Linked DNA regions of Homo sapiens: region 2 is linked to region 1. Evidence: chromatin loops called from intact Hi-C (ENCODE). Cell type or tissue: endothelial cell of umbilical vein. All regions are shown on one strand. Each heading gives the region's core, and the rest is flanking DNA. Links, peaks and the distances in the headings are about the cores only. Region 1 has its middle 130 kb from the start of MIR4305. Region 2 has its middle 230 kb from the start of MIR4305.

Region 1 (16,083 bases), core at 1-8,000:
AAAGCCTAGGAATCATCAGATGCTTTGTATTTCTAGAAACCTCGCTCTTTTCAAGAGGCCAGAGGGCCATCAGAGGATAACTCTTCAGCTTTCTGCTTCCAGCCAATATGGAGTAACAGGGACTAGAGGTACCCTTCTATCTGAAACAACCGAAAATCTGAAAAAACTATGAAATAATCATTTCAAGACACTGGACAACAGGTAGCTTAAGATAACCTAAAGCAGATGCAGATCTATTTTAGTTAGAAGTTGTAGTTTGGGCAATCAGCAAAAGAGTTTAATTTCTTCCTTGGTGGAGGTGTAGAATGTTGGACATGCTGCTTGTAGTAACCTGTGGGAGGCCCCCCTCTTGTCCAGGTCAGACAGGAGTCCTCCCTAAATACTGTGTGCCATGGATCTTCAAGAAGTGCACCAGAAATGGGTTTTGATGAGTAGAAAACCTCAATCTCTCCTCATTTTCATCCAGACTGAGGATGAAATGAAAATGAGAGCTACACCTGTCCTTGAACATGAGCACAAGCTGATTGTGTTTGGAGCCACAGTAGAAGACAGGAGCCATAGGAAGTCAGGGGCTGCCTCCCCCCATCACAACAGGGGCTAGCAATGGCCTTCTTAGGGGCAGCACCTAGACCACGGTGCTCAGGGGGGAACAGCATGTCTGGAGTCTGTGGCTCACGTGCCCATAAGATGCCTTCTTCCCATGGGATGTGACTGGTGAATAGGTTAAAAACTAGGACTTTGAATCCTGATTTGAAAAGTAAGTGTGATTCTTGAGGGAGCTTCTAGGGTGCTGCGAATGTCCTGTTCCTTGATCTGGATGATGGTTAGACAAGTATGTTTATTTTGTGATCATTCATCAAGCTGTATATTGATGACTGTGAACTTTTCTATACATATATTATAGTTCAGCAAAAAGTTAAACAGGCATAGTGGCTCACATTAATTATGTCTTTTTTACAATTACTTCATTATAGAAGAATGTATTAGTAAAGCTCGAGTATTGATTTCACCTCATATTTTTAATGATGATCCTAGAGGTCTTACATATTTTCAAATAACAAATAATAATTCATTCTCTTTATTCCTGCAGGTGGAGACAAAGCTATATCATTCAATCCTATGCCCTTTGTTAGGAAATATTTACTTTTTAAATGGAAATAAATATTGTCCTTGACAAGAGTGTGGCAGCCATTGGGCAAGTAGGATGGTATTATTTAGAAAATGTTGATGCTTAACAACACAAAAGCCTGGATTTTTTAGTTACCAGATGACTAATATTTGTTTGTTCATTTTTGTTCTGTTTTGTTTTGTTTTGTTTTTTTCATTCCTAATGTCATAAACACAATGCCTTATTTTAAAATTGTTCTCTCTGTTTGATGTTAAATTCTTAGAGTCAAGCACTGTATCTTTTTTATTTTAAAATGATGGTACAGTTGGCAGTATTACTAATGTGCTTGTGAGATTGAAAAGGACAATACTTCCCAGAGGCCTGTTAGACTACACACCAATCCAAACTAACCTTAAGTGACCAGATATTCAATATTATAAAATACAGTCACTAATTTGGACTCTGACCCCAAACCAACAAATGACCTAGAATCTGTCTCAGTTTAATCTCAGCACACCTGAACATCATTTATCTATAGGCAGCTCCTCAAGCTAAGTGGCCATCCAAATACAACTGTAACACAATTTTCATGTAGAAGTCCAACTTGAGTTTACCGAGGGCATTTTCCATTCCTCTTTTGTTGAAGGTCTTCTGATAAACATATAACCTGAAGGCAAGTGAGATCATTTTTCATTCTAGCCTACAGGAAGTGGAAGCTAGGCTGGAAGTGGCCCCAAACAGCATGGATTCTGGGGGGAGAAAGTGTGGTAAGAAGGGAAGCAAGCTGGTTGCTGCAAAGTTTGATGCAGGGCCGGCTCCATCTGGTCACATAACACGGTCCACTCCACACAGCCCATTTAATACATTAAGAAGGGATAAGGAGAAGGCTGTGCCTGGAAAAGCTGTCATCACCTTCATTGATGAGCCAAGAGCTTCTATTCATGGAACACTTAGAATATACCTATTTGTCAGAGTACAGCACACCTGACATCACCTGCAAAGAATAGCTCAGGTGCAGAACCCGTCAGGAGAACATCCTATGAGGGTAATGGCATGGCCTAGAATAGCTGTGAGCAATGAGTGGTGGATTCTAGATTAGTTGGTAAACTCCAGCAGAGACTTGGAGGAGACCACCACTACCTAGAAGAGGCAGGAGCTCTGGGCTTCAGATCCGTCCAACTAGTATTTGCTGAACAGTGTTCTGCACCAGGGGCAGTAAGCATTGGATATAGAAGTCAACAAGACCTGAAGTTCACAAGGAGTTCATAGTTTAGAACACAGTAGACAGTTCACTGAGTTGGAATTTGTTAGAAACTGTAAATAACCAGAGCTTTTAGTTTACTGTAAAGGAGTGAATAATTCATGTGGCAATTGTCCAGATGTCTACAAGGAGATTTCCAGCTCCTGTTCTCTTAGATTCAAAGTTAAGGAAACCTGTTTTGATGAAGATAATGTCCTTAACCAAGGCCCAGGAACAGGGGAGAACAGTGAAGTCCTTCAAATAAAGTTTTCAAGAGAATAGAAAGAGAGGAACCTCTGGGCTCCCACTCTGAAGGCTGGTGGTTCAGGAGCTCCCAGAGTATGGGTGCTGAGATGAGCATGCATCCTGGGGACAGTCTGGTAGCCTGAAAAAAATGTGTCTGAGGGCTAACATGTTCAACTCAGTGTCATTTGGTTGTGGGAACTCCTAAATGAGCAATGTATTAGGGAAGAGCAAGTCTAACTTGATGAACTGCCAGGGACTAGGCAGGAATTGGAGTGAAGGCCCAGTCTCAGGTCCTTGGCCTTGATCATGGCCAACCGCAATATGCTTCAGCCTTGTGGCTATGGCATAGTCAACAGAGAACCTTTTTGAATGCCTGGAATTCAGCTAGCTCTACCTTTGGAAGAAGGATACTTGCTTTGCAACAGCAATGAAGGTCATCAAAAGAGGTGCATCTGAGTCCCTGCTCCAGAAATAAAACTGGAAAACTGAGAATTTGTTGAAATTCTAGTAAACTCCTTGGCATTCTGGGCTATATCAGGGTATATAGTGAGGATGTCGGAAAACTGAAGGTAGTAAGGCAGGGATTAAAGGGGTTGGATTTCTTGTTATCTGGCCATGTGAGAAATTAAGTATTTTACTTTGGGTCTTCACTGGTAAATACTACCTTCTCATATTTATTTAGTTTTTCTAGCCAGTCAAATTTAGCAGTTGGGGGTTTTATACCAACTTTGGTGACACTAATGTTAATAAATTCTGATAACCCACTACCATCAGACCAGCCCTTCTCAGATTGAAAATTAACTTATGTCTATGGTCATTTTCTAGTTACTATTCAGGAGTTCTCTCGTACACACAATTCATCCTTTAAATTGTTAACAGTGTCTACTTACACTCCTCCATCAGAAACAAAAAGGATCAGAGAATTTACCCTAACAGGTATTTCTGCTAATCCTTTTATTTTTGAATTATTTAATATTTTTGATAGGGCATTCAGAAGAGACCTCAGCTGGAAGATTACACCTCATACAACATCTTGCTTTTCTAGTTTATCTTGTATTTAAACTAAATCCTTCAGATGAGAAATTGAAGCAGAAGGACCACTCCCAAATCAAAACGGAGAGAGTAGGGGTTAAGAGTACTTGGAGGATGGAGGATTTTCCACTTTGCTCAGCTTTGGGGAGTGAAGGAAATGATATATCAAAGTAGGGACAGAACTCAATGCCCTGGGATACAAATGTGATGTACAGAGAGTAGGATGATCTCTATAAGGTACAGTCAGGATAGAGCCCAGCAGTGCCTCAACCGTATACATCCCTGGCTCAGGAAATCCTGCACTCCAACAGCAGGAAACATAGGAGCACTCTGAAATCCTAGGGCTTAAAACTCCTCACTGGTGGAGAAGGGTTAGCAGGCTAGCAAAGGAAGCTATATGAACCCTAGTGAGAAGAGAGGAGGAAATCAGTGACCCAAAACAACCAGGCTTGGGAGGCCAGGCTAAAGGGAGAAATTTCCCTCTCCAGGAGATTACAGGAAGCTGGTCCAGACCTCTGCGGCAGCATGAATAGCCAGAGGAAGGAATGGGGAGGCAGATAAAGAGGGCAGCTGAACACTGGCTCGGCCCCTTTTAATCCAGCTGACAGTGAGTGGAAGGAGAATAGTGGATGCCCGGACAAGGGCATGTGGTTCTAGGTGATCGTGGGATCCTGCAGAGTTTGTTGTCAATGGGCAGGGAGTGGAGAGGAGATGCACAGTTGTTAGGACTGGACAGTTTGGAAATCACATTTCAAGAAAATGACAACCCCAGTAGGGTAAGTGATATTGAAACAAGGTTTGCAGAGAGAAAATGGTACTCACTTATATTTGCACTTTTAAGATTCAACTTTACAAAGGTGGCATTTCAGACAAATATGAAATTGATAATCATTTTTTATAGGGCTCCCAGGAAGAGCCACTCTGTGATGTGAATTCTATCTAGCCCTGCTGATTTGAGGTCTCTGGATTCCAGAGGGGACACTTGGATTTGACCCACAGCAACCCTATTAACTCATTGCTGAAATGAAGCAAAACTTTTACTTGTTGGTTGACTGATTGATTCGTGTAAGCCCCCTCAGATTCTAGCATGCATGAGAAGAGGAAGAAGCCTGATCAAACTGTCTCCCATCCATAATACAATAACTATACATTATTAAGAAAGATTTGCATCTGAAATGCTCAAGACAACTGAGACACTTAATACTATTAATCACATTATGAGCCCCAAGAGATTGCTTACTGGAAGGGATTTTGAGAAATTTACAGATGGGAAATGGAAGGCACCACAAGTCTGCTGGTTCTCTGCCCATTTTTTTTCTCAAAGGTAGGAAATGTCCCTCTTCATTGTGAGATTGGCTCATCATGCTGTGAACTATAATGAGCAGACTGGGTCAAGGGTCAGGGGAGTGGAGTGAAAAAGAGAGTGTGGGTGGTCACTGCACAAAAAGCCAGTTCCAGGCAAGATGGTCAAATTTAGTTTCAGCAAAGTGTTCTTGCACTGCCTGCCAAGAAGATGGGGTTAATTGGTAGGAAAGTGTGGGAGGAAACTGATGTTAGTGGAACATTTAACTGCATGCTTTAGCATTTAACTGGATTCTGTATCAAGTGATGTGTGTGTGCGTGTGGTGTGTGTGGTGTGTGTGTGTATTAACTCACCCTACAACCCTAAGAAATGAGAATTAGTTTCACCATTTTACAGATGAGAAACAGATTAACTAATCTTGCCTGGCTGCATAGAGTTACTAAGAGGCATAGTGAGGCTCAGAACAAATAACTGACTGAGTCCTATGTGTTTGCTGTTTTAATATGATTCACCTTATTTGTTAAGTGTTAACTATATATATATTTATGCACATACACACATATACATATATACACATACAACACACACACACAATCAGTTCTCTATTTGTGCAGGTTCTGCATTCACAGATTCAACCAACAGTTAGTTGAAAATATTTGGGAAAAAAACAACAATACGACATTAAAACATTTTTTAAAATACAGCATAACAACTAAGCACATTGTATTAGGTATTGTAAGTAATCTAGAGATTATTTAAAGTATTCGGGAAGATGTGTGTAGGTTATATAGAAATACTATACCATTTTATATCAGTGACTTGGGCATCTGTGGATTTTGGTATCTGTGGGGATCCTGGAACCAATCCCCCATGGATAGTGAGGGAAAACTGTATATATTTCATTTTATTTTCATTTTAAAAAGTTGCAGTTGGCAGACAGAAGGCAACTATGCTTCCTTGCTATGGAATTTCAGCCACTTAGGATAGAGGTGTGGAGCAATTACATTTTGGCATGGAATTTTCTCGAAATGCCATGCTTAGAGCTTTTCCTGTGTGACAACTGTTACCACTATAAAATAATAAACGGTAAGCAGAGTGCTTAATTGCCCTTTCCATCTTCACACGTACTCCACCACATGGTAATCAGTATATGGTCCTGGATGAATATTTATTTCAGCCCTCCCTGTGAATATGCAGGAATGTGAGGTATTCAAAGCAGGAAACTGCACCATCAGCAACATTGTCTTTGATTGTTGGCATTTGCTCACAGGCGTCCACCCAACGGCCCATGATCATCTTGTAACCAGTGCAGGACCTTGTGCTTCTGGAGCCATTCCAGTTGTGGGAGGTGATGTCTCGGAAAACTCTGCCTTGGGGACTGGCTATAGAAATGTGGCCAGATGGCTTTGTCATCTTCCCCTGTCTACTCTGTGACTCTTCATCTGGTGGAAATGCTGTGAGGGATGAACCAAATGGAAACTCAGATTTACTCTTCAGAATAATGCGGATCATAATACGCACACACACAGCATGTAGAGTTGCTGTGTGGCTTAAATAAGTAAATGTATGCAAAGCACTAAAATGGTGTCTGTCTAAGTGTAAACACCAATTGTGTTGGCTATTATCACTATTGTTGTTCTTATCTCAAATATGTGTTACTTTCTAAATAACTTTAGTGTTCATAGATTGTTAAAAGACAAGATGACCTGAAGAAAAGTAAGCCCTAAAAATCCATTATTAACTTTTTTCTCCACCACTCTTTTCTTCTAAACTTCACTATTCTTTGTGTTTTCACAAAAGTTGCTTACTTCACCTGGCAGAGATAGCATTACGCAGGGGATGATTAAAATATACTCACTTGTACTTGTTGGTTTTAAATTTTATTATTTATGAATAGGTAATAGCATGTACACTGTAAAAATCTCAAAAGGCAAAAAAGGATATACAGTAAACATTAAGTTCCTCTTACCCTGGACCTTAGCCATCAAGTTCTCTTCCCCATAGGCAATCCCTGTTGCCTAATTTCCAATTCCCCTGCATACTTTAAAGATCATCTGTGCATCTGCACTCAGACCACTCACACGTCTAAAACAAATGATAGCACACTACACACAAAGTTCTGTTCCTTTTTATGCTCAATGATATGTTTTGCATCATATTTCACTGCCGTATAAATAATGCTGCCTCGATTTTTAAAATAACTGAACAGTAATACACAGTATGAATTTACTCCAATTTATAATCCAATCCTTAGTTAATGGATATTTTGATTTTGTTGTTAAGAATCATGCAGCAATGATGTACCTGTTAGACATGAGTTATTAATTTCTCTTCGAAGAATCAATATGTCACTACGTTCAATTCTTTGCCTTCTACTTTTAAACTTCACTTCCTCATAAAGCAACCTTTTGCGATCATCTGCTCCACCCTGACTCATTCCAATCACCTGCTCCACCCTGACTCATTCTGATCACCTGCTCTGCCCAGACTCATTCCCATCACCTGCTCCACCCTGACTTATTCCAATTACCTGCTCCACCCTGTCTCATTCTCCACCCTGACTCATTCCATAACCATTTTTCCCACCAAACCAGTCACCCCCTCACCCTCTTTAAATTAGCTAATCGGAATTAGTTTAGCTTGTGTGGTCTAACCTAGCCAATAGATGAATGACACAGCAGCAGGAGCCACGTTCGTCAGGGATAAGAACACCTTCCCCTTCCTTGTCCAGGGGTGTACTCACCATTGCTCCATCTGTGAGGGCGCACCCTTCTATAGAAGTAAATTGCCTTGCTGAGAAGAAAAAAAGAAAATTTTATATTTGAGTGCTATTTATTTTGTGGCACCAAAACTATTTATAACATACCTGATCTTTATTTTAAATTTTTGTTTATTTAAATATTAAATATATTATCCACCTGGTATTAATTTGTTTAAATAAATGTGAGGTAGGGTTCCATTGCTATTTTTTAACCAGGTAGGTTATATTGACTAACCTTCACTTTGAAAGTGATTTGAAATACACTTTTCATTTATTAAATTCTCCCTTGTGTTTAGGCAGTAAGGCATAATATTTGAGAGTGTGGGCTCTGCAGTCCAGCTATCTGGGTTTGAAGTTTATCTCCTTTATTTGCGAGTGGTACAAACTTGAACAAATTATGTAATTTGTTTTTCTCAATTCCCTCATGCACTAAGTGAGGATAAAAATAGCAATAACACCATGAGATTGCTGATAACAAAATGCAAGGTAAAAATTGTGTAAGGCTTAAAATTGTGTAGCCTGGTATACAAGAGGCTCTAAATAACATAAGCTATTATTGCTTTTCTACTTATTATTATTTCTGGCTTTTGTAGTCTTTTTCCCATTGTTGATCTTTCTACTATTCACAAAGCATGAGTCTAGTATCTGTAGATTTATAAACTAATTAATGTAACTTTTCAATATGTTTTAATATCTCATAGATACTGTTCTTCCTCATTACTTTTCTATTTTATAAATTTCTATTTCATCTGCTTCATAAATTTTGCATTCTCATAAACTAAGAATCATCTCCTGTAGTTAAAAAATATTGTTTGTATTTTTGTTGGGAGTAGAGTGAATTAAAATATATTGACTTAAGGAGAACTGACATCTTTATAATATTGAATCTTCCTGTTTGAGATTGGACTTTATGTCCATATTTTAAAGTCTTTGTTTATGACCCTAAGTATAATTTTAACGTTTTTATATTAGGCTTATTTCTAGATACTTTTTGTTAATATATCATCTAACTGGTTGTTCTTCATATATATAATGACTATGAATTTTTTCTCAGTCTTTTTTCTGAATTCTCACATCATTTGTGTTATATTTTTAAGTTGATTCTCTTGAGTTTTTCAGGTAAACAATTATATCACCTATAAAAATAATGTTGCCACCTTAAATTAAGAAAATGTTTTTCTATTGTCTAATTGCATGGACTGTTGCCTCAGGAACAGTATAAGATTGCTTACAAAAGCCTTGCTTTCTTGTTCCAGATTTTAAAAACAAGGCTTTCAATGACAATCTCGCTAGCAAGAAGCTGGTATACTTACATACATACATACAAACAGACAGACACCCACTTTCTATATGTATATCTAGATAGATTTAGATAGACATATATGTGTGATTCCTGTTAAGATGAATCTATTTTTGGTATTTAAGATTTTAAAAATCTAGAATGGGTATTATTATATTGTATTGAAGCTCTTAAGCATCTATGGAAATGAAAGTATGATTCTTCTCTTTCGACTAATTAATATGTGATCCATAGTATTTTAGTAACAGATTTCCTAATATCGAATGATCTAGGCATTGATTCTAGCAGATTATGTCTATGGGTATTTTATTTAAGATTTTGCATCAGTATTAATAAATGACCATGGTCTATGGGTTTGCTTTTTTGTGTGCTATGTTTGCAGAGTGTTTGTAGTTTACAAGAGATTTTTGCAAACTTCTATTTATGACAATATGGTAGATTATATATCTGAAAAAAAAACCTTCTCATTACAGAACATATACAAAACTGCTGAATAAAACGAGGCAACCAACATTTTAAATATATGGTTAATAAGGTTTTATATCTGTTGTGGTGTCATTTTTTGGAAATTTTCTATTGTCATAAACAATTATACATTATCTCTCGGTTCCCAAACTTATTTGCAGACTTGAAGTACTCTTCTGTGAATAACTCAAAGTCTGTGTGTCTATGATCATTTCCTATTATCTTTGTAAATGTTGCATATTTCTGCTTAATACTTATTTTATTAAATTAGGTAATTGTTTATCCACTTCATTATTTTTTAAAGTAGTTTTTGGAATTATTAACTCTATCATTTTTCTGTTTTGACATTATCAATTTCAGTTTTCATACTTACCAAAATTTCCTTTTGTCATTTGCTTTCTAATTTCTTGAGATAATTTTTTGTCAATATTTTGCTATGAAAAATTCTAAACATACAACAAAGTTGAAAAAAATTATACAGGGAACACATAGATTTATTGATTTCATAGATTCTACAAATAACATTTTCTTTATGATCATTTGTAACATTTATCTCTGTTTATCCAGCAATCCATCTTACTGCGTTGACTTATTTCAAAGTAGTTTAAGAAATCAGTTTTCTTCCCCCAACTATTTCATTATATAGTAGACTCCAGAACAACGCAGGGGTTAGAGGTGTCAACCCCCGTGCAATTGAACATACGTGTATAACTCTTGAATCCCCCAAGACTTAACTACTAATAGCCTACTGTTGACTGGTAGCCTTATGATAACATAAACATCATTAACACATTTTTGTACGTTATATGTATTATATACTGTACTCCTACAATGAAGTAAGCTAGAGAAAAGAAAATGTTATTAAGAAAGTCATAAGAAGAGAAAATATATTTACTATTCATTAAGTGGAAGTGGATCATCATAAAGGTTTTCATCTTCATTGTCTTCACACTGAGTAGGCTGAGGAGGAGGAGAAAGGGGGGTATTGGTCTTGCTGTCTCAAAGGTGGCAGAGGTGGAAGAAAATAGGCAATGGTAGAGATTTTTCTACTTTTTAGCTTTTACATTAATTTCTAGGTTTACTTCAAGTAACTAGAGAATGTTATGTGTATTATTTATACAGGTAGAAATTCACTGAGCTCTTCACTGTAGCCTAATACATGACATTGTAATAAGCATTGTATGGACACTTGAAATGAAGGTTTGCCCAGGAATTAAGGGGGCTTCTAGGATGTAGAACTTTCAGTGCTAAAACTGAGACAGTCTTGAGTAAACCAGGACAAGTTGTTCACCCTATCTAAGAATAAAATTCTTAGGTTACTTTTTTTCATTGAGAACTTTGTAGGTTTTACAGACTGTCATTTTTAGTAGTGAATATAGCATTAAAGTTGTCTGAGAACAGCATGAGTATTTTTCCTCCACTCTAATTGATTTGATATTTTATCTTTGAAGTTCAGTGACTTTACTAGACCATCTTAACAATGATTCTTCTGTATCAATTTTTCCTGCAGCATTGCATGTCACCTTTATTTGTAGAATCAAATCTTCACTCAATTCTTGAAAGTTAAAAACAATTATATTAATAAATATTTGCCACTTTCATTATATTGTCCTCTTCTTCAGATAGAAATTATGCCTTTTTATTCTCTCTGCCATTTATATTTTTCTTATATCTCTTATAAGCCTTAATTTTTGCTTGCTTTTCAAACTTTATTTTATTGTTGTAAGAACACTTAATATGAGATCTACCCTGTTAACAAATTTTTAAGTGTACAATACAGTATTGTTAACTATAGTATAGTATTTTCTATTTTCATATACTTTTACTTGCTTTTCTCAATTCTCTTCTCTATAATCCTTACTGTATTTCTCACTTGCTTCAGTTTGACCTTTGTTTGTAGAATTATTATAGTTTTACATTTCACTTTTTCCTATGTTATCAATTCATGTTTCATCTCTTTCTATTGTCCTACTATAAATTCTCTGAGCTCTTGCATTTCTGCTTTATGCTCTTGATTTAGAGAAGTGGTTGCTTCTTAAAGATTTAAAATTTACAATGATATATACTTGGTCAAAATGTTCATTTGTTAAATGCAACTTATTTTTTTCTGACGTAAGTGCTTTCTGTGGTATTTAAAATTTCTGTTTCACCCCTTGTTCCTCTTTGCAGTATCTTTGAAGTACATAAATTATTTCTGGATCAGCGATTTGTTAGAGGTTTGTGGGGAAAAGGGATCAGTGCCATGTTTCAAGCTAGCAAATATTCTTCTTAACATTCAGGGTTGTGTGTGTATGTGATGAGTTACTGAAACATTATATCTCTTTAACTAAACTCAGTATTTCGCTTTCTAATCTAATTGATGGGTCATTTCCTGCAAAGGTGGCTTCTCTCTGTGATTCCTCATTCAACCATACCTTCCAGGCTTCCTGAAGCTATCAAGAGTACTTATGTATGTTGTTTCAAACAAGAGATTGTTGGTTTTATCCCTTTAAGGGACAAACCTTGGAAAACTGTATTCTGTTGTTTTCTGAGATTGGCAGCTTGAGCACTTTTTCTTGGTATCTTGATCTCCACTGATTTTGCCAGCTCTTCTTATATATTGTTATATATATACTTCCTAGTGTTGCCATGGGTGGAGCTTGCATTTCTATTACCTTTCCTTGTTGTTTTACTCTGCCATTTTAAAAAACAATTTGAGACAGAGTCTCTGTTGCCCAGGCTGGAGTGCAGTGGTGCAATCTCGGCTCACTGCAACCTCCACCCTCCGAGTTCAAGCAATTCTCCTGCCTCAGCCTCCCGACTAGCTGAGATTACAGGTGCCTGCCACCGTGCCCAGCTAATTTTTTGTATTTTTAGTAGAGACGGGGTTTCACCATCTTGGCCAGGCTGGTCTTGAACTCCTGACCTCATGATCCACCCACCTTGGCCTCCCAAAGTGCTAGGATTACAGGTGAGAGCCACCATGCCCAGCAAAACAATCTTAACAGTATTCTAAATGATCTATTTTGAAAAGACACAGAGCATTAAAATTCTTTATTTTGCTTCAGATGTCTCTACAATAAAAAATAAAGACTGTTTGTTGTTGTTAAGTGGTTAAAATGATGAGTACATAAAACCAGCTGGGATCCTTAAATATTTAGGTAACATATCTTGAAGAGTTAATTTTCATGAAAGAGTGCTAAGAAAAAAGAGACAAGAGATGACACCCACCCTAAAGCTGATAGTTAGTGGGTACACCTAAGTACAGATGAACCATATATTTACAGTTGACATTGGGTCTGCTTGGGCAATTATCTGCTGTGATTGTTAGTTCCTATACTGTACCATTTTTTCATATTGTACCATTTTATTACATATTTTTAACATTACCCCTCTCCCCAATACAAAGTAGAGATTTGTTACTTATTTGAATACTTTGGTCGGTGTGGCTAGCCAATTTGAAAGAGTTCTTGAATTTTTCCACACTGACCAGATTAACCAGATAATTGCCGTGTATCCAAAGTATTACTTGAAGCTGACAGCAGAATTTCTACTTCCACCTCTTTTTTCCCTTTGACTTTACAGGCAAATTAACTCTACGGTGGCTTTTCTTCTTATCCAAATATTGTATTTATGAATAAGACCCTCTGATTCATATTTTCTATATTAATGCCAAAGCAATGTTTATATACTAACAGTAAATGGGACTGTTTATGCAGTATAGCCTGGCTGGTTTATTATGGTTTCAGGGGAGCTCCTTTCTCAGGATGTGAAAGATCTAGTGTTGGAGATCAACAAACCCTTTCAGAACCCATCAGCGGTAGACAAAAATCCTTGCTGCTAAACCTACTACTTTGGCTCCTTTTCTCCATCAAGGATTAAAGAAGCAAAAACAAAAACACGCTATTCAATCATACCCCAAGCTGTGTTAAGCCAATTTGTGCCAGGGGTGATAGTAAGAGTGGCAATTGCCTTCAGATTAATTTTATCTTCCTTCCAGGTCCATATCAAATGTTTGCAACCTACCTTCCATCCCAACATAACGTGTTTAATTCATAGTTTGTCTGGTTAGATTTTGCAGTGCTTAATGTCTCTATTAATAATGCTAATATTTGATGAATATTTACCATGTGCTTTCCATGCTTTTCCTCATTTAATCCTCACAACAACCCTATATAAGTTTGAACCATTACTATCCCAAGTTATAGTTAAAGAAATTGAAAGTGAGAGATGATAAGCTTATTGTGTAAGATCACACAGCTAGATAACAATAGTACCGAGACTCTGACCTGGTCCATCTGACCCCTAAGCAATGTTGACCCCATGTGCACACTTTCTTCTACTTTGGGCCTCTGTACTTTATATCCTGCTTCCTTAACCTAGTGGTGGTTTTTAATTCTGGCTGCAAATTAGAATCACCTCTTAGTTTTTTAAACAGTATTAATTTCCAGGGATATTAATTTAATTGATCTGAATGGAGATCAGATTGATATTTTTTTAAAAGTTCCCAGAGATAAGAACTACAGCTTTAATCATACATTTTTAATGGGAAAACTTGGATACCTTGATTTGTATATACTAGGTTCTCAAGAAAGGCATCTTTAAGTTAATTAAATGACCATAGATTGTTTTCTGATTAATTTAGTAGTGTTTGTGGTACAGCTATGTATATTGAAAGAACAATGTCTTGGCCAGGTGCAGTGGCTCACACCTGTAAACCCAGCATTTTGGGAGGCCCAGGCAGGTGAATCACTTGAGGCCAGGAGTTTGAGACCAGCCTGAGCAATATAGTGAGATACTATCTATAAAAAAAAAAAAAAAAAAAAAAAAAAAAAAAAAAAAAAAAAAAATTTTTTTTTTTTAATTAGCCGGGCGTGGTGGCACACACCTGTAGTCCCAGCTACTCAGGAGGTTCAGGCAGGAGAATCACTTGTGTTTAGGTGTTCTAGGCTACAGTGAGCTGCGATTGCACCTCTACACTGCAGCCTGGGTGATAGAATGAGATCTTATGTAGAAAGAAACAAAAAACAAAGAAAGAGAGACGGGGGCAGAGAGGGAGGGAGGGAGGGGGGCAGAGAGGAAGGGAAGGGAGGAAGGGAGAGAGGGAAGGATGGGAGGAAGGGAGGAAGGAAGGAAAATGTCTTAATCAGCCATTTCTTTCAAGGGATCAGGGAGGTCAAAAGAATTTTCATAATAGTAGTAAACACCATTTGCTTTTTCATTCTCAGTCTCTCATGAGTGTAGAGTAGTGTTTTCTTGAGGCTACAGGATATGGAATAACATGATGAGTCTGAAAAATAATACGATATGTGGTGATATACTCTTGTGTTCTAAAATTTTCTCAATTTTAATTTCAAATGTGGTAAGTACAGGTAGATATAAGCGCTCCACAGTAGTTTTTAAGATTGTAAAAGGGGTTCTGAAACCAAAAAGTTTGAGAACCACCATCTTAAGTGATGCCTTAGTGGCTCTGGTAAGTAAATAAACATTTAGAAATTATGAAAATTATACCTGCACTTACAGTAGGGCCTGAAATCATTGAAATCTTGCTGCTCATAGTGTAGTCTACCTGGCAGAAGCATCGGCCTACCTGGGGAGCCTGTTAGAAACACAGAATCTTGAGACGATCCCAGATTTTCTGAATCAAAACCTGCATTTTAACAAGAGCTGCATGTGCTTTATGTGCCCATCGTAATCTAACAAGCACTGACTTAAGAGAATTAGCCTTATCAATTTTATTTGTTATTTATTGCCCTACATCATTTTTATCACCTTAATGGAATACGAATCTTCTTGCTTGTTTTTACCCTTCCCACTTTGAGCGCTATCCTATTGTTTAATTTATCCATGTACAGAAGTTTATGATAAATATTAACATTTCAATTTACAGATGGAAAAACTGACAAAAAGCTGGAGAGGTGTGACTATCCCAAAGTCTGGTCAAATGCCAAACTGGGAAGAAAATACAGAGACATTAACTCATGCACTGATGCATCTTGCATTAAAAGATAGGAGATGAGTCCCAAACACACAACATGAAAACTCACCATCATGCAGGCAGGACCTCAGAATTTTTGAATTATAAGAGGCTTAAGGACATTTTCGAACATGAAATAGAGCCACTGGATGATAGCAGATATGAAGGCTTTCTCCTCTGTACTCACACAGGGCTCTGTGTTTTGGCCTACTGCAGCACCGATCATTTGGTATTAAATTACTGGTTTATATGTCAGTTGCCCAAGACAGACTCTGATTCTTAAGATCAATGACTGTGTCTTACTTTTATTTCACATTCAGCATTTACCCCAATACTGGGCACATAGAAAGTGCTCAGTAAATACTTCTTAATTTGCTCAGGCTGCCATAACAAAATACCATGGATTAGGCGGCTTAAACAACAGAAATTTACTTTCTCACATTCCTGGAGGCTAGAAATCTCAGCCCAAGGTACCAGCATGGCTCTGTTGCTGGCTTGTAGATGGCCACCTTATTGCCATGTCCTTACATGGCAGGTGAGGTGGTGGCCTTGGAGAGAGAGCAAGCTCTCATATTTCTTCTTAGAAGGGCATTAATTCCATCATGAAAGCCCCACCCTCATGATATTATCTAAACCTAATTGTCTCCCAAAAGTCCCATCTTCAAATACCAT
Region 2 (16,083 bases), core at 3,962-11,961, 110 kb after region 1:
TAGCACAGCAGCTGGGGAGGTGGTTTACCTGTTGGGCCACGTGTTCCCACTTTACAGGTGATCTTTTCAGGCTAGGAAGTGGAAGAGCAGATGAGGATTCAATTTTTGTGATGCAACCCGAGGTGAAGGGACATTAATTCGGTCTGAAAGTCTGGGTTTCTATCAGCTGTAGAGACTTGCGATTTCTGAGAAGTACCTGGCATGTGAACTGGCTTTTAACCTGCATTATCTACAATAAGTAACTCCACACTTTGGTTTAGGTTCCATTTATTGCCCTCTGCTCGCTCTTGCTCTCTCTCTCTCTCTCTCTCTCTTTCTCTCTTTCTTTCTTTCTTCTTTGGTTTGAGACAGAGTTGCCAGGCTGGACTGGAGTGCAGTGGCGCCATCTTGGCTTACTGCAGCCTCTGCCTCCCAGGTTCAAGCAATTCTCCTGCCTCGGCCTCCTGAGTAGCTGGGACTACAGGCGCGTGCCACCACGCCTGGCTAATTTTTTGTGTTTTTAGTAGAGACGGGGTTTCGCCATGTTGGCCAGGATGGTCTTGAACTCCTGACCTCATGATCCACCCACCTCAGCCTCCCAAAGTGCTGGGATTACAGGCGTGAGCCACCATGCCCAGCCACCCTCTGCTCTTTCATAGCTTTGCAACAGCCTCTCTCCATCACTAGCCACATGCATAGGGATCATAGACCTGCCAATGACAAGAGGAGCACTTAACGTTAAGCAAGTGCTGGCCACTCTGTAAATCAGATTTAATATCATACCAGCTTCACAATTCAAACCCAAGTTGTTTTATATGAACCGGGCCTATTAAAGATAAAGCCTGACCTCCCCATCCCCCTTAAAAAAATGGAAGTTTAAAAGAGAAAAGATTGAAAAAAAGGAAAGAAAACTTCTATTTGTACTTCACACCAGGTCAGGTGACTACTGCTATCAAAATGCTTTAAACACGCGAAATAGAGTTGCATTAAGCAATAATTTCCTATCACTGAGAGAATCTGCTTATTAAATTTGCCAGAAGATGTCCTACCTTGCAGCCAAAATGACAGACTTGTGAATTTCATGCCACTGGGTGTGGGTGGCATTTCAGCCTTTCATCTCTGAAGGTAGAGGGTACAGGTAGGTCTCAGGCAAAGGCATTGATGGCCTCTTTATGGCCCTGCCTTTCCAGGTGGAGGTAGTTTTGGTTTTTAAGAAAACCTGGGGAGTGGGGACAGGAGTGGGGACAGCAAGTTAGCAGGTATGGTCTACCTGGAGGTCAGGTATCCCTGATCAGGAGCAACTCAGGGAGGAAACATGCCACTCAGGCTAATCAGCGCCTGTGATACCATCCACTTCCCTACTAAAATATTGACTAAACCCTTAAACAAAAGACTGGCTAATCCTCAAAGATCAATTCTGCCCTCTGGGGTTTTTCCTAATCAATCTCACCCTTGTGGGTCATGGGAGACATAGTCTTTGCCTTCAGGGAACACTGGGTGTGGATTGCAATGCCCTGTCTGCACTTTTGAATTTTGCAGGTCATTTAACTCTGCTATCAGCGTTAACTTTGTTCAAGTTTAAATCTAGAAATATTTTTCTTCTTATTCGCTGAAACCTTCCTCAACCCACTGCTCACTCCCCTCTCAAAACAAGCCTTTGTGTGGTTAGGAGTAAAACTGTGCCAGGGTGTAGCCTGCCCTCAGCAGAATGGAAGTGGAATGTGCCCTTTTGCTTGGATAATCTTTGTGTCTAAAAATAGAAGAGACACCCCTTACCGTACTGGTGACACACAGACTCATGGGAGATGAATAATCATATTGACAGTCATTTTGGGGGTAAGCAATAGAGAACAATGGGTAAAAACTGATCCTAAATTATAAAAATGAATATCACAAATTTCAAAAGATATTTTCATTGTAAGCTGGAGTTTTTGTTCCTTGCTCAATTCCTCTGCCCTTTTAATTTTTTTATTTTTATAAGCCAAAGCAGTTGCCCTCATTCACAACCTTTTATTTACCAGAGTGTGGACAGGGCACCTCCTCCATGTCAGGGGCACTCACACTCCCTGCATTCTCTTTGAGAGGTCTGACTGCCAGGCTGGCCGGGGAAGATGTGCATTGGTACATTCGAGGCATCAGAAGATAGAACACTTGTGACCTTACATCCTTTAGGTAAAGACACTTCCCCTACACTTTCCAATAATAAACCAACTTTCACGTTGTGTAATGTAGATTTGCAGGTGACTCTGTAAACAGTCATTTTTCCATTGCAAATTTAGGATACTTTACCAGCAATTTGCTTATTTTCAATAAATGGTAAAATAAAAGTAAGGGACACTCAACTGGAGTGAAACATGAGATGCATAACTTGAAATCTTTTGCTACTTACTACCAAATGTTTGTCCCCCTTCTCCACTAGATTGCATGCATACACACTGATATTAGAAAAAAAAAGTCTTATATTTTGGGACCACAGTGTTTTTTTGTTGTTGTTGCTCTGTTTTGTTTTGTTTGAGATGGAGTTTCACTCTTGTTGCCCAGGCTGGAGTGCAATGGCACGATCTTGGCTCACTGCAACCTCTGCCTCCCAGGTTCAAGCGATTCTCCTGCCTCATCCTCCCGAGTAGCTGGGATTACAGGCATGCGCCACCACACCCGGCTAATTTTTTGTATATTTAGTAGAGACGGGGTTTCTCCATGTTGGTCAGGCTGGTCTCAAACTCCCGACCTCAGGTGATCCACCAGCCTCAGCCTCCCAAAGTGCTGGGATTACAGGTGGGAGCCACCTTGCCTGGCCAGGACTACAGTGTTTTTGATGATAACAGCACACTGAGCCCTGGGGTGGAATGTCTTAGCAGATAACGGTGAACAAGATGAGTTCACTATGCCCATAAATGTCTTTGCAGAAGGGCCCACATGATGCAATGTAGGGCCAACAGTGAGGTTATATGAATCTCCTAGCCACTCTCTCCAAACCTGCAGACCGAATAAATATTGCTCCAAGTTGCCTGGAACTGGGAACTTGCCTAGGGACAGAACTGCAGCCTGGTCTTAGAGCAAATAATGCTCAAAGCCAGAAGTCACTTTACAGGTCGCAGAGGCCAACTTCCTTGATGTACATTCTAAGGCTCGAATGTTCAATGTTTAGTACTCTGGAGTGGGAGAGCAAGGACAAGAACGGAAACAGAATTCTGACACCCAGCTATCCCACTGTCTTTCATGGAAGCCGTAGTTCCTGCAAAAGATATCTTAAGATGTATCAATATTAAATTTATAGAAGTTGATAACTGTATTCTGGTAATGTATAAAAATGCCCCTATTCTTAGGAAATAAACCCTGAAATATTTAAGGGTAAAAGACCATGACATATGTAACTTACTTCAAATGGCTCAGAAAAGAAATTTGATGATAAATCATAGATAGATAGATAGATAGATAGATAGATAGATAGATAGATAGATGGAATAGCAAATGATAAAGCAGATGGGTAAAATGTCAGGTAAATCTGGGTAGAGGATTTCAATTGTGTTTATACATTTTATTTTTAAGCAAGCTGTCTGTAAGTTTCAAATTATTTCCAAATAAACAGTTTTTAAAATTTGCCACACAGACAAAAGCTATTTTAGGATGATAAAAGAGGCAAACTCCTCAGGCCTCTGCCTTGAGTTGGCCGTGTTTAGGATGGAAAGACTTCTAGCACCCTACTAGAGGCTGTAGAATTTGGAAAGCAAAGACTTCTCAGCTCATCTGGTGAGATGGATTTACTGGGTAATTTAAAAAAATTATATGGGTGTGTTCATTTCTCTTGTTCATTCATCTTAGTGGCCAGGTATACTTCCTGCAGTTTAAAGTTGAATGAGTCAGCTATAATTTGGGGTAAAATTATCGGTTTATCACAGTGTGCAAAGGTGCCCAATGAATACTGAGTTTAAGGAAACAGACATGTATCTTTAGGACAGTGACAGAACAAATTGAACATTTGCAAGTACTCAACATTTTGTGAAACATTTTCATACGTATTTTGTCATTTGATTTTACCCCAAGATTTGAAGTGCAGGAATTCATCCCATTGTGCAGTTGAGGAAACTGAGGCTCAGAAAGGCTAGTTCTTAATTACAGAGCTGTAAGTAGTGGGGCTGAGACTTGAGTCTTACTATTAGAAATTCTGTGCTCTTGTCACTAGGCTATGCTACCCTGTCTGCAGCTAGAGCAGTACACCCTCCAGCAGACATTTACTATGTGCATTCTAAGTGTCAGATATTGTACATGGCTCTGAAATCTGTGTTCCTGCTGCTCCTATGTGCTTAGTAAAATGGTGCTAATAAACTGCAAAACACTTTACTTTTTGGCCATTTAAAAAATTTCATTAGAGAAATACATACAAATGCCTGTTTTGTTTTGCTATTTTTGCCTTCATTTTCGTGTGCATGTAGAGACCCATTTTAGCTTTTATCATAAATGTGGTACCAATATACCTCACAAAGATAATCATAACACCTCCTGGGAGGTACTTGGGAGTTTACCTAATCCAAATTTTTCATCTTTAGAGATAAGAAAATTAACACCAAAAGCTTCAAGAAAATTGTCTAAAGGCACACAGCTAGTTAGACGCTGAGCCAGGACTGGAAATCAAATGTCTGATTACAGGTTTAGTTTATTCCTCCTGGAAAAGAAATAGTTTTTAGCAAAGTGTAGTTGGTTTTATATTAATACTTTTTTTTCCTTGACATCTTTTAAAAAGGGATAGGCTAAAAAGGGATGCTTTTATGTTGAATATACGTGTGTGTGTGTGTTTGTCTGTGTGTCTGTGCGTATGTGTGTGTATTCCTGATGTAAACATACAAGAAGATTAACAATTAAGCATATTCATCCAGAAGAAGAGGGAAGAACTCAGATCAGCTCTGTTCTGTGTTATATTTGTCTCTCCTAATCAAAACCATATGAGAAGCTAGAAAAGAACCCAGAGCCCAGTATGACTGCCAAAGATGAAGAAGAGACAACAGAGAAAGAAAAATGAGGGAAGAGTGAAGCAGAGACCCCATATTATTTCCAACATTTTAGCACACGCTCGCACTTCCATTCTTTATCAGATAAGAATGTTTTGCACACATTGGGCCAATTTACGCTGCACAGGAAAGCCTGTAGCTGTGCTCTCGGCCCACCACTTCCTGTGGGAGTCAGCAAAACAGGCTCAGCCCTTCCATTCCTTTGACCAAAATGCTTCCAAGTCCTAGCTAGGAAGGGCCCCATTGCTTATCTGGCCATTTGATGGAAGGAGTCCACAGTCAACTCTTGGCAGTCATTAGGAAAATAGTGTCCATTTCTCAGGTATCTTTTCCCACTCTGTGTGTGTGTGCGTGTGTGTGTGTGTGTGAATAAGAAAGCTTAACCTTTTTTGGGCTCACTGCACTCCAGTGCCTCACTATTCATGCAAGTTAATTCTTTACAGTTGTAATGATCTCTTCCCTTGTCCCACGACAATGTAGGTCTTCAGGTGCAGGGAAAGGTCTTCTACCCACCGGAACCAACTTTCACCCCACCTCTTCACTGCTACCAGAGTCCCTCTTCAGAGGGGCTCTACTTCGCATTCTGGGATGCAGAGACTCACAGTGTTTCTTTCCAATACATCATCCTAGGAGAGGAAAAAATCATTGGGAGGCTGCCCATTGAGATCCACTCTTTGGAGTCTCATTCCGAAACCAGCTTCTCCTGAGGCCAAGTGGCAAAGACAGATAAATAATATGGTGTCATTTAATTTACTCTAAAATAGTATTTAAAAAGGTTTAGTTTATGATCATCTCCAGATGTTTTCGCAGGAGTCCTTACTTCTCCTGCATCCCTCTCACACTGGTCATCCCTATTCTACTGGTTCTATATCTCATAGTTTGTTTCCTAGGTGCCACCGTCACCAAACAACTGCTAAGGATTTCTGTCACCCGTCTTCCTCTTGGTGTCTCTGCGGGTCTGAGATGGGAATGGGGAGAAGGAGCAGCTGGCTCCCCTGATTTAAAATCCCTGTCCCTGGAGCTGCCATTCTGCTGGGGCTTTTCTTGAAGGATTTTCTCTGAGGGCTCTTGTCCCTCACCCCAACCCAAATAGACTCTTGTGAAAAACAGAGCTCTAGTTGGAAGGCTCTTTTGGCAGACTGAGTGCCCTCAGAGTCTTTTGGTCTCCTTGCAATAAGGGAGCTCTCCCCAGAGCTGATTCTAGGCCAATTCTAAGAGTACAGGAAGAAAAATGGAAATTTTTCATTCAGGGATTGAGCCCCAGGAGGTGAAAGAGTGCTCCTGTCATCTGCATAGTTAGTATAGGAGAAGAAAAGCACCATTTTCTCACCAAAGCTAGGTTTGTGGCTGAGGCCTCTATAACAAAAGGCTGATAACGAGAGAAAAGCATACAAATGTATTTAGTATAAGTTTTATGTGGCACGAAAGCCTTCATAAGGAAATAGAGACACAAAGAAATAGTAAACTTGTGTATTTTTATGCTAAGTTTGATGAAGAGTAGACAGTTGTGGAAGAATATGCTTGGATCTAATAACTGGGGGGAACTTAGCAAGACTCGTTTGTTTAGATTCTTCTCTGTGACCCTGTATCTTCAGAGATAAGGCTATGCCTTTTCTCTGGGTATAGGGAGGGCACCTCATGAATGAGGGTCTCATGCCCTGCATCCGGGGAAGGTCAGAAAATGCTTTTTAGGTTTTATGACCTGCTGCAGGTGAGAAAGGTGGGGGGAAGATCAGAGTGACCTTCCTGCTTCTGCAGTTTTCTAAAATTCTTTCAGCTTAAAATATTCTGGGGTAGTGTGTCCTGAACCCCATCAACAGTGGGAAACACAGGACCAAAAAGACTCAGATCTGAAATTCAACCCACTGTTCTTTCCAGCATCCCAGTTCTGGCAGCACCGAGCGGCAGGGAACACAAATGGGAGAGCTGGGCTGGGCGAGCTTCCTGTTCGGAGGACTTGGTCCTTTGGTTTTTGATTATATTTCTTACTGAGTAGAAAGAATTATTTATTTTCATTAGGAAATCTGGAGGAGTAAAAGGCCTAGAAAGCATCGGTGGGGATTGTATAATTTATAACAAACTCCATGGGGGGCAGGGCACAGGAAAAGAGAATGACTGATGCGATCAAAAATTCCAGAAATGAAAGCAACCTAAAGATCTTCATAAATATCAGAAATCAAAGATCCTAAAGATATTCTTGCCCAGTATTTTCAACATTTTAAAACTGATTTTCTCACACAACACTTTTTCAATGAAGCTTCTATGCATCTCTACAACCCGAGATAATTTTCAGTAATTTCACTTCTTATAGTTTGGGACATAAAAATATGCACCCTTATAGATTCTTCTGTGTCCCTAGAGGTACAAGGTACTTTTCTTCTCCACATCCGTGGAAATCTCTGTAGCACAATCCCTGTAGCAGATGAAGAAAAATGCCTACAGATGGCCTGCCTCAAATCCTATAGCTGGTTAGCTGGCTGCCCAAGATAAGAACACATGTTTCCTGTCTTCCAGTCAAGAGCTTTATCGTCTATAATATTCTGTGTCCCTACAGTTCAAGTGTATCAAGAATGTGAGATGTACTTAAGAGTTTTCAATTCTTCAAATTCTTTAGAGTGCTCAAAATATTTCCTTGGAAAGAATTATTCGAAGCATCTTCTGGAAAACAAGCACATAGTATATCCATCATCCAAATGGTTCATTAGTCAGAGAGAGAAGCATTGATATTAGAAGCAGAGGATAGAGCCTCAGCCAAAACTTCAATCTGCCTCTGAACACAGGAGAGGGAAGTCAATGAGGATGAGAGTCACAGAAAAGAAGACACAGTGGCCATTTGAATTTGGCATGATAAAAACTGATGAACATATAGCCCAAAGCAGTATAAGGCACGATTCCTAGGTTTAAAATTTTAAGAATAAAATAACCCAGACAAGTGAAATGATAATTATTAAATGCTTATAAGTACCCCCAGGAATCTTCAGAAATTTAAACCACACTCTATAATTAATACATATGGGATTTTTTTTCTTTTAAGACAAGAAAAGTACAATTGTACTGAGAACACACAAAGGAAAATAGGAGAGTTCACCTTGAAAGATATAAAATGCATGTCCCTCTGAGAGTGAGAAAGAAGGTGGGCTCTGACCAGAGGAATCCTGAGAACTACAAGTGACAAGAAAGGACAGCAGTCCCTGGAAGGAATGTGAAGGTGTAAGGATTAGAGGGACTTCCAAGGCTTTTGTAAAAGGAATAGAGAGAAAAGAAACAGGAGGTCCATTAGTAAGAAGAAAGATGGATTTAATGATGAAAATAACATTATTGAGATAATTAACCGCATCAATAAATTTCTCTATTAAAAAGAAGAAAGAAAATATATCCCCAGAATCCCCTGGAATCTTTTCTTTTTGGGGGGGTTGGAGGGAGCAGAATCTGAACCTTTTTACAATTGGACACAAGTAAACAAGCAAATTTTACAATAAAATGAGTTCCAAAGCAAGCAAAATTTATCTATGGTATTAGAAGTTGAGGGAAGGTTAGCTTGGGGAGGAAGGACCGGGACTTCTGGGACACTGGCAATGTTGTTTCCACACCCTTGTGGGGTTATGAGAGGGGTGGTACTTGATGAAGATACGTTGGGCTGGATACTGTGACCCATATGCTTTCTTAGATGTGCTACACATTAGTAAAAAGTAAAAATCAAAACAAAATACAATGAAAGTTTAAAAAATGGTAAATATGGAAACTATCATGATATATAAACCAGAATCAAACGTGGGGTATTAAGAATAAGTAATAATATGGTGAGTGGCTCACATATGTAATCCCAGTGCTCTGGGGGGCTGAGGTGGGAGGATCACTTGAGCCCAGAAGTTTGAGGCTGCAGTGAGCTATGATTGTGCCACTGCACTCCAGCCTGGGTGACAGAGCAACACTCTGTTTTTCTCTCTCTAAAAAGAATAGAATAATGGAATTATAAAGCAGCACAAAGATATTTTAAAAATTGCTAGATTAAAAAAAATTGCTAGAAAGCTGAAGATCAAAAACAAAGCAATAAATCAGGGTACAACCATATCCTACCTTGTCAATTAATATATTCTTGTACAAATTATATATATATATTTTTCCAGTGGATATTTCTCATGGATAGGAATTTATATCCTAATTGAAAGTAAATCATCATATTATAATTTTTCTTTTTTACAACCCAAGTTTTCAAAGATATAATTTGTTTAAATTGAAATGTTTCCAAATATGTAGAAAGGAATAAAATAATATAGCCATATGTGACTTATAAGAAAAGACTATTCAATCAGCCAAAAATAATTTGATTGCTAATTGTGTGGCCAATTCAATACTATTTATCATTGAGCATATAAAAGAAGCAAAGGGTTTTTTTTTCTATTAAGAACAACTAATCTAACTGAGAAGGGAAGACTAACAAATATAAATAGCACACGAAACTACGTTGTTCAATTTTATGTCTATATAAGTGACAGTAGGAGTGAAATAGTATGACCTTATGGTGTCTTAGAGTATGATTTTGATTCTCTCTTCCCCTAAACATATTTTGAAATGTTGAAAAATTATTGTATTGACTGAAATTTGTATAGATTATAAACCAAGGGTCCTCTATTTTATAGAAATCATTGGATGGAGATCAAAATTAGATGTCACCTTCTTAAACAGATTCATTAAATTTTCAAAGAAGTAATGTACAACCATTAAATTTGCATTTGGCTCAAAAACACAACATTTTGTGAAAACCCTAGAAAGTTTAAAAACGGGAGAGGGGAGGAAATAGGGGGAATCTCTCAAGTTGAACGTCAGTATCACTGGGAGTCAATTACAAACACCATGAGTGGGAGGGAATTGGTCAGGACCAAGTGCCAAAAGCAATGTTGGGGTTAGAGTGTAAAGCAAATTACGTTAGAGATGGGAACATGACTTAGCAAGCAATGGTAAAAAAAATAACCAGAATCTGTGTCTCTGTCTAGCCAGTAACAAAACCTCCCACACTGAACGTGAAAAGAAATAGTGCAGAAGGATGAGCAATAGGTCATCTAAACATCCACATTTCAGCCTTGTTTCTAACCCACATTGGTGAGTGAATTAGAGGTTTTCCCTCAGTCCAGTTGACTTCCGGCTGACTGTGTTAGGTTGAATAATGGCCCCACAAAAATATCTACATTGTAGGCCTCAAAACCTGTGCATACGATCCTATAAGGCAAAAGAGACTTTGCAGATGTAATTAAGTTAAGGCTTTTGAGATGGAAAGGTTCAGGGGGCCCAGTGTAATCACAGTGGTCCTTGTAAGAGTGGGGCAAGAAGGTCAAAGGAGGAAGTAGGAGATGTGGCAATCACAGAACTTAGAGTGATCTGGGGAACAGATCAGGGACCAGGGAAAGTACACTGCCTCCAGAAGCTAGAAAAGGTAAAGGAATAGACTCTCTCCTAGATCCTCCAGAAGGAACCAGCTCTGAGAACAACTTGACTTCAGCCCAGTGAATCTGATTTTAGGCTTCTGACCTTCTGAACTGAGAGGGAATACCTCTGTGTTGTTTTAAGCTGCTAAGTTTGTGGTAATTTGTTACAGCAGCATTAGGAAACTAATACATTGAGTAAGATGATCAATTGAATTAGGCTTAGTTTTCCCTAGGATATTTCTCATGCGGGGTATTTAATTAGTACAATGCTTTGGCAGAGTGACAGGTAGTTAGTTCACAGCTAAGCAATGGCTTCTTTCAGAGGATTTCTTAGGTAATTTTTCTTAAATTTTTTCTGCTTAATTTGTGGCTTTAGAGTCTCTACACTTGGAGTTTAATTAAATCCAGGATGGAGCCTTTGGTATTATCAGCTTCTTGGATTGTTACAAAAACCCATTCACTGGTTAGGTTTCCTGAAATTCTTGTCTATCAGTATTCATGGCCTGACTCCAGAATGCATGGGGACTGATACTCAAACTCCAGGAAAAAAAGAAATTGATCACATGGCTTAAGAAAATTCCTACATTTGGAAAATTGTAGATTAAAATATCAACACTTAAGGATCTTAGGGTATTTCCATGGGGATCCTTTGACTCAAATGTCTTTTTTGGTATGTGATTTGTTCCCCTCCTCACCGCAGCAACAAAAATGTTAAAAGAATACTTAAAAAAAAAAGAGTTTATCTATTAACATGTTTTCCCCCTCTTGAGGACAGAAACCATGAATTATTTTGGTTCCACAGACAGTAATTGACTGCCTACTTGATAGTAGGTGACTGAGACTTATTTTTCAAGGAAGGAAAGGAAAGAAGGACAAAGAGTGATGGGAAGAAGAAAGCTCTTTTTTATATCTCCTTTGACACTGAGTGAATGGGGGAGCTGGGATGAATTTCATCAGTCAATATCTACAAGATTTTAAAATTCACTTATACAAAGTGTTGTGTTTACCTGCCTAGAAGCTTACTTCTGAGCCTAGATTGAAGGATAAAAATTAATGCTTTGGGTATTGAGAAATGGTGACAGAAAATGGCAGTGTTGTTGAAGAAAGTTTCAAATAATATTTGAAATACATATTTTAGCTATCTTAAATCTAAATAACTGGTTCCATGTTTTTGTGACTTTCTTTATAAAACTCGACTAACTATAGGCAGAGCCTTAGGGAAGAGTCCCATACATTGCCTAGTTATGAAAATATTGGTGTAAGAAGACACTTTCCAATGCTTCTGGAAACTTCAGTAGAATGAAAAGAACTAATACAGTAAAAGAAAAGGGTTATTGCTTAAATATGAAGGGCTCTATATATACTTTTTTTTTCCCTGTATAGAGACGGGGTCTCACCATGTTGCCCAGGCTGATCTTGAACTTCTGGGCCTTAGTGATCTGCCCACCTCAGCCTCCAAAAGTTCTCGGATTACAGGCAGGAGCCACCATATCTGGCCTGTATGTACTAATTTTTGAATTCAAATCTTTAGTTGGAATGGCACTAAAAAGAGAAACAATTAAATATGGAAACAGTAAGTACTTGAGTTATTAATGAATTGATGCGGAAACAAAGCCTACAAAGCCTTTATTCCATTGAAAGAGAATACAGACAGAATAAAGAGATGGAAATAAAGAAGTAGGCTTTATTCAGCTGCTATTCCTTAGTGGGCCGTGGGATTTGTAGCGCCACACAAGGATGACACCCCACATAGACAGAGGTGGTCTACACCACTTGCACACAATTTGTACATGGTATGGCATTGGGCTAGCCTTGTGTTCCACCTGAAGAAGGGAATCCTGCCCCCTCCGACACAAGGGAAGGCATCTTTCTGGCAGAAAGAAACACTGGTAAGTCAGGAGACCTGGATTCCAGTCCAACTTCTTCTCCCTCGCTGCTGTTTCCTCTTTTGGAACACGAGAGGCCTGAATCTGATGACTCCTGGGGTTCTTTCCTATTCTGAAATTCTCTAACTTTACACTTGGCCTGGAGAACAGTGTTGTCCTTTAAAAGGAATTTTTCTCCCTGTCAGGTTCTCCTGCCCCAAATGTTTCAGGTCCTGATTTGTACACAATAAGGAGCAAAAGGCATCTCCTTTTGATCCTGTGGTTAAAAATATTTAGTTCTTTGGTGTTTGAAATGTTCTCTCCAACTAAACATTGTAACCTTGACATAGCTTGATTTGCACTTAAATATAAACATACTATTGGCAAGACCTCATGAAATAACTGACTTACAGCAACCTTGGAGTTGGCAGCATAACATAACAGATCAAGTTTCTCATTATCATTCCATGCAAGATAAGAGAATTTTCCTCTCATTCAGCTGAGTTTCCGTGCCTTTGTTTGTTGAGTACTAGGTAGTGAGAGCTTTAAAATGCTCAACATCATATTCTGTGATGTGAATTTCAGCAGCCTATTTGGGGGAGTTATTTTTAATCTCTTAATACATGATTACTGTGACCATTTTCTCCTTATCATTGTCTTAGATTTAATTCACAACTGGTGTGATTATTCTTTCTGGTTGTGATGCTAGTCTATTAAGGCTTTGAATCATGAATGCAGCCTTGTAGGTTAAAAAGCCAACAAAATTGCTTTTGATGGGATAAGATTATGAGTGTCCCTGTGGGTTAGTGAGTTTTTAAAAATTTGTTTGCAAGGCCACATAAGTTAATTATCATAAAATAGGTACAAGTGGTCTTGCAGTTCAATTGGAAATTGTAACAAAAATATGAAAGTATGAAGTAAAATGCACCATAACAGAAATGAATTGCATTGCTTCACAAAAATCTTACACAAAAACTTAACAAGCATTTCCATCTTATAAAATAAAATAAGATTCCGTCAGTAAGGTTTGGAGAGATTAGTTCTTAGCCCAGGTTATTCTCCTTTTTACATGATCCTTTCCTATACTAGCTACAGAATTGCAGAAAAATACTCCCTGGAGAGTGAGCTGGCTCACTTCCAATATTCAAATGTCCAGGTAAGGACTATTTGTCCCTCTCAACTTATAATCTTGTTAAATTGTGAGCAGCAGCCTCTGAAGACAGTGTCTCAATTTACCAAAACTATTAAAAATGTGTTTAGAGATATCTAGGAACCAGATGGCAGAATAGGACCTTTTAATCAATCTTCCAGGTGATAAACTGAAACTTACCATCTTTTCCTTCTCTTCTTTGTTCTCATCACTAACTTCAAAACAATGCATCAATCCAAACAGTTTAATTCCCTTATTACTCACCCAAACCACCCCAAAGTGTGAATTTCCCATCAGTTAATAAATAAATTGCAAGACCTTGAAAGAGAATACAGACAGAATAAATAAATGGAAAGATGCTCAGTGGTAAAGAAAAAGTTATTCTGACACTTGTTAAAATGGTAAGAAAGACTGGAAGACTTTGTTCAGGACTCTTGCAATAGGTGTTAAGACAATTGCAACAGAGGAGAGAGACTGAGCTCAACTCCAGATAGAGCAGAGACAGCTGGGGCTTTGTAGCCAATGAGCAGAGTGAGGGCTTCAGTGGATGGAACACTACTAAGGGGAGACATCAACGGTAGGAGGGATTCTTGCTAAACTGACTTAACAGGATTCTTGCTGAAGGCAGGTCAAGGGCTTATATATCAGAAGTAGGGGAAGAGGAACTTGATCAGATATCAAGGGTAATCAGACATCAAGGGTAAGAAATTTTCTCTAAAGTGACTTAGCAGGATTCTTGCTAAGACTGGCCTTCTGCAGGTTTGGCAAGAACAGGAGCTGAGGCTGAAGTCCAGTCCAGAGAGGGCTCGGAGAGGCCTGACTAAACTTTGGTCAAGGAGAGAATCTTTGTCATCAGTAAGTGGTAACTGTTACTAACAGAGCGACATCTTGACTTTGTCACTTGTCTGTCTGTCGATTTATTTCAGAGCACTCACATATCAGCTCTATTTTCTCTCCCATTTTTGCTGCTTTGGAATTTAATGGCTGAATTTAATATTCACTCTACCAAAATTCTACTACAAGTAATTAATTGACACATCCCAGGGAGGTGGATGTGATAGAATTTTAACTGCATCCCTGAAAATTATATGTTGCCATTTATAAGTTAAAAACCTGATTTGAGAGAGTTTCAAAATTGAGTCATTTATAGAGTCAAAAATTGTATGCTTTTACTCCAAAGACATTGGTTTGTGGAAGATGTTACTTGTCGAAGAAAAGATATTGTGTGCTAATAAAAATCAATAAGCTTCAAGGCCGGGTGCAGTGGCGCATGCCTGTAATCCCAGCACTTTGGGAGGCCGAGGCAAGCGGATCACTTGAGGTCAGGAGTTCGAGACCAGACTGGCAAACATGGTGAAACCCCATCTCTACTAAAAATACAAAAAATTAGCTGGGCATGGTGGCACATGCCTGTAATCCCAGCTACTCAGGAGGCTGAGGTGGGAGAATCACTGGAACCTGGGAGGTGGAGGTTGCAGTGAGCCGAGATTGCGCCACTGCACTCCAGCCTGGGAGACAGAGTGAGACTCCGTCTCAAAAAAAAAAAAAAAAAAAAAATTAATAAGCTTCAGAAAGCCACTCAGAAGTTGATCATTTGAGGTTTGTGTGAATTTTAATCCTATCACAAACTTGATTTGATAAGGTAGGAAACTTAAATTATCTACCTTAATTTCTTCATCTATAAAATGAGGATCATCATATAACACACGATTAATTTTTATATGTAATTATGGTAGAAGTAAGTGCTTCTGAAAGACTAACCTCCAAAGAAGATATATCCCTATTTAGTAAAATGGGATAAAATCACTTCCAGCCTGGAGCAGGCAGTGGGTGAGATGGATTCTCATGGTGCACGCATCTCTATGATTTTGTAAGTCTATGATTGCCCCGGATCTGGTAATGTCACTAGTTTTGAGTGGCATTGAGGGGCATAAAGAGAAGGAATCATGGTTATGGGGGAAAAAACAATCTCAATCTCCAATTTATCATCCCAGCTGATAAAAATTTGCTTCTATTCAAATTTGAAAGGGTACATATTTTTAAAAACCAAAAACATTTACTGGATGATTACAGAGCTGTGACAATAATGAAGCCAAATCAAATTGGACAAATATTATCCAGTACATAGAAGGCCCTTGGTAAATGTTTGTTGAATTAAATCTGAATATGAATGATTGCAAGGTATTTTGGAAATAAAAAACCATGAAATATTAGATATCAAAATATAAGAACCTAGTATTATTCAGGAAAAACTAAAAATCTAAATCTTACATGATTAGATTCCTAATCAATGATTCATCTCATTAGATTTTCTGAGAAATATTTAATTAATTAATATAAAGACTTTGGATTTTATTTATTTATTTATTTGAGACAGAGTCTGACTTTGTCGCCCAGGCTGGAGTGCAGTGGTGTAATCTCAGCTCACTGCAACCTCCACCTCCTGGGCTCAAGCCATGCTCCCACCTCAGCCTCCCGAGTAGCTGGAACTACAGGTATGCACCGTCATACCCAGCTAATTTTTGTATTTTTTGTAGAAACAAGATTTCGCTATGTTGCCCAGGCTAAGATTTTGGATTTTAAAATGATGTTTTGAATGTATTTTCTTGCCTTTTAGCTTGTGTTATTAGTTCATACATATTAGATATTTATCAGCAAAT

Evidence for each region. A loop is a pair of places that touch in the nucleus more often than their neighbours do. Peaks named below come from ENCODE experiments on the same cell type or tissue, not always from the same donor. Only the 100,000 strongest peaks of a DNase experiment are listed, where the experiment ranks them.
Region 2: it touches region 1 in a loop (4-fold over the local background); 3 of 110 quality-filtered maps call a loop at or near these places.

What each region holds. Positions count from the first base shown.
Region 1 is chr13:39,782,136-39,798,218 of GRCh38, forward strand. It overlaps a transcript of COG6 not described here and the pseudogene RNY4P14. Among named protein-coding and RNA genes, the nearest start is that of MIR4305, 130 kb to the left of the region's middle. In endothelial cell of umbilical vein, for the core only: no CTCF peak of the experiment used is centred there; DNase peaks (open chromatin) are centred at 1,136, 2,446, 4,116 and 5,106; H3K27ac peaks cover 1,599 bases.
Region 2 is chr13:39,887,887-39,903,969 of GRCh38, forward strand. No RefSeq gene overlaps it. Among named protein-coding and RNA genes, the nearest start is that of MIR4305, 230 kb to the left of the region's middle. RefSeq lists an enhancer at 4,986-5,280. In endothelial cell of umbilical vein, for the core only: no CTCF peak of the experiment used is centred there; DNase peaks (open chromatin) are centred at 5,145 and 7,535; H3K27ac peaks cover 4,679 bases.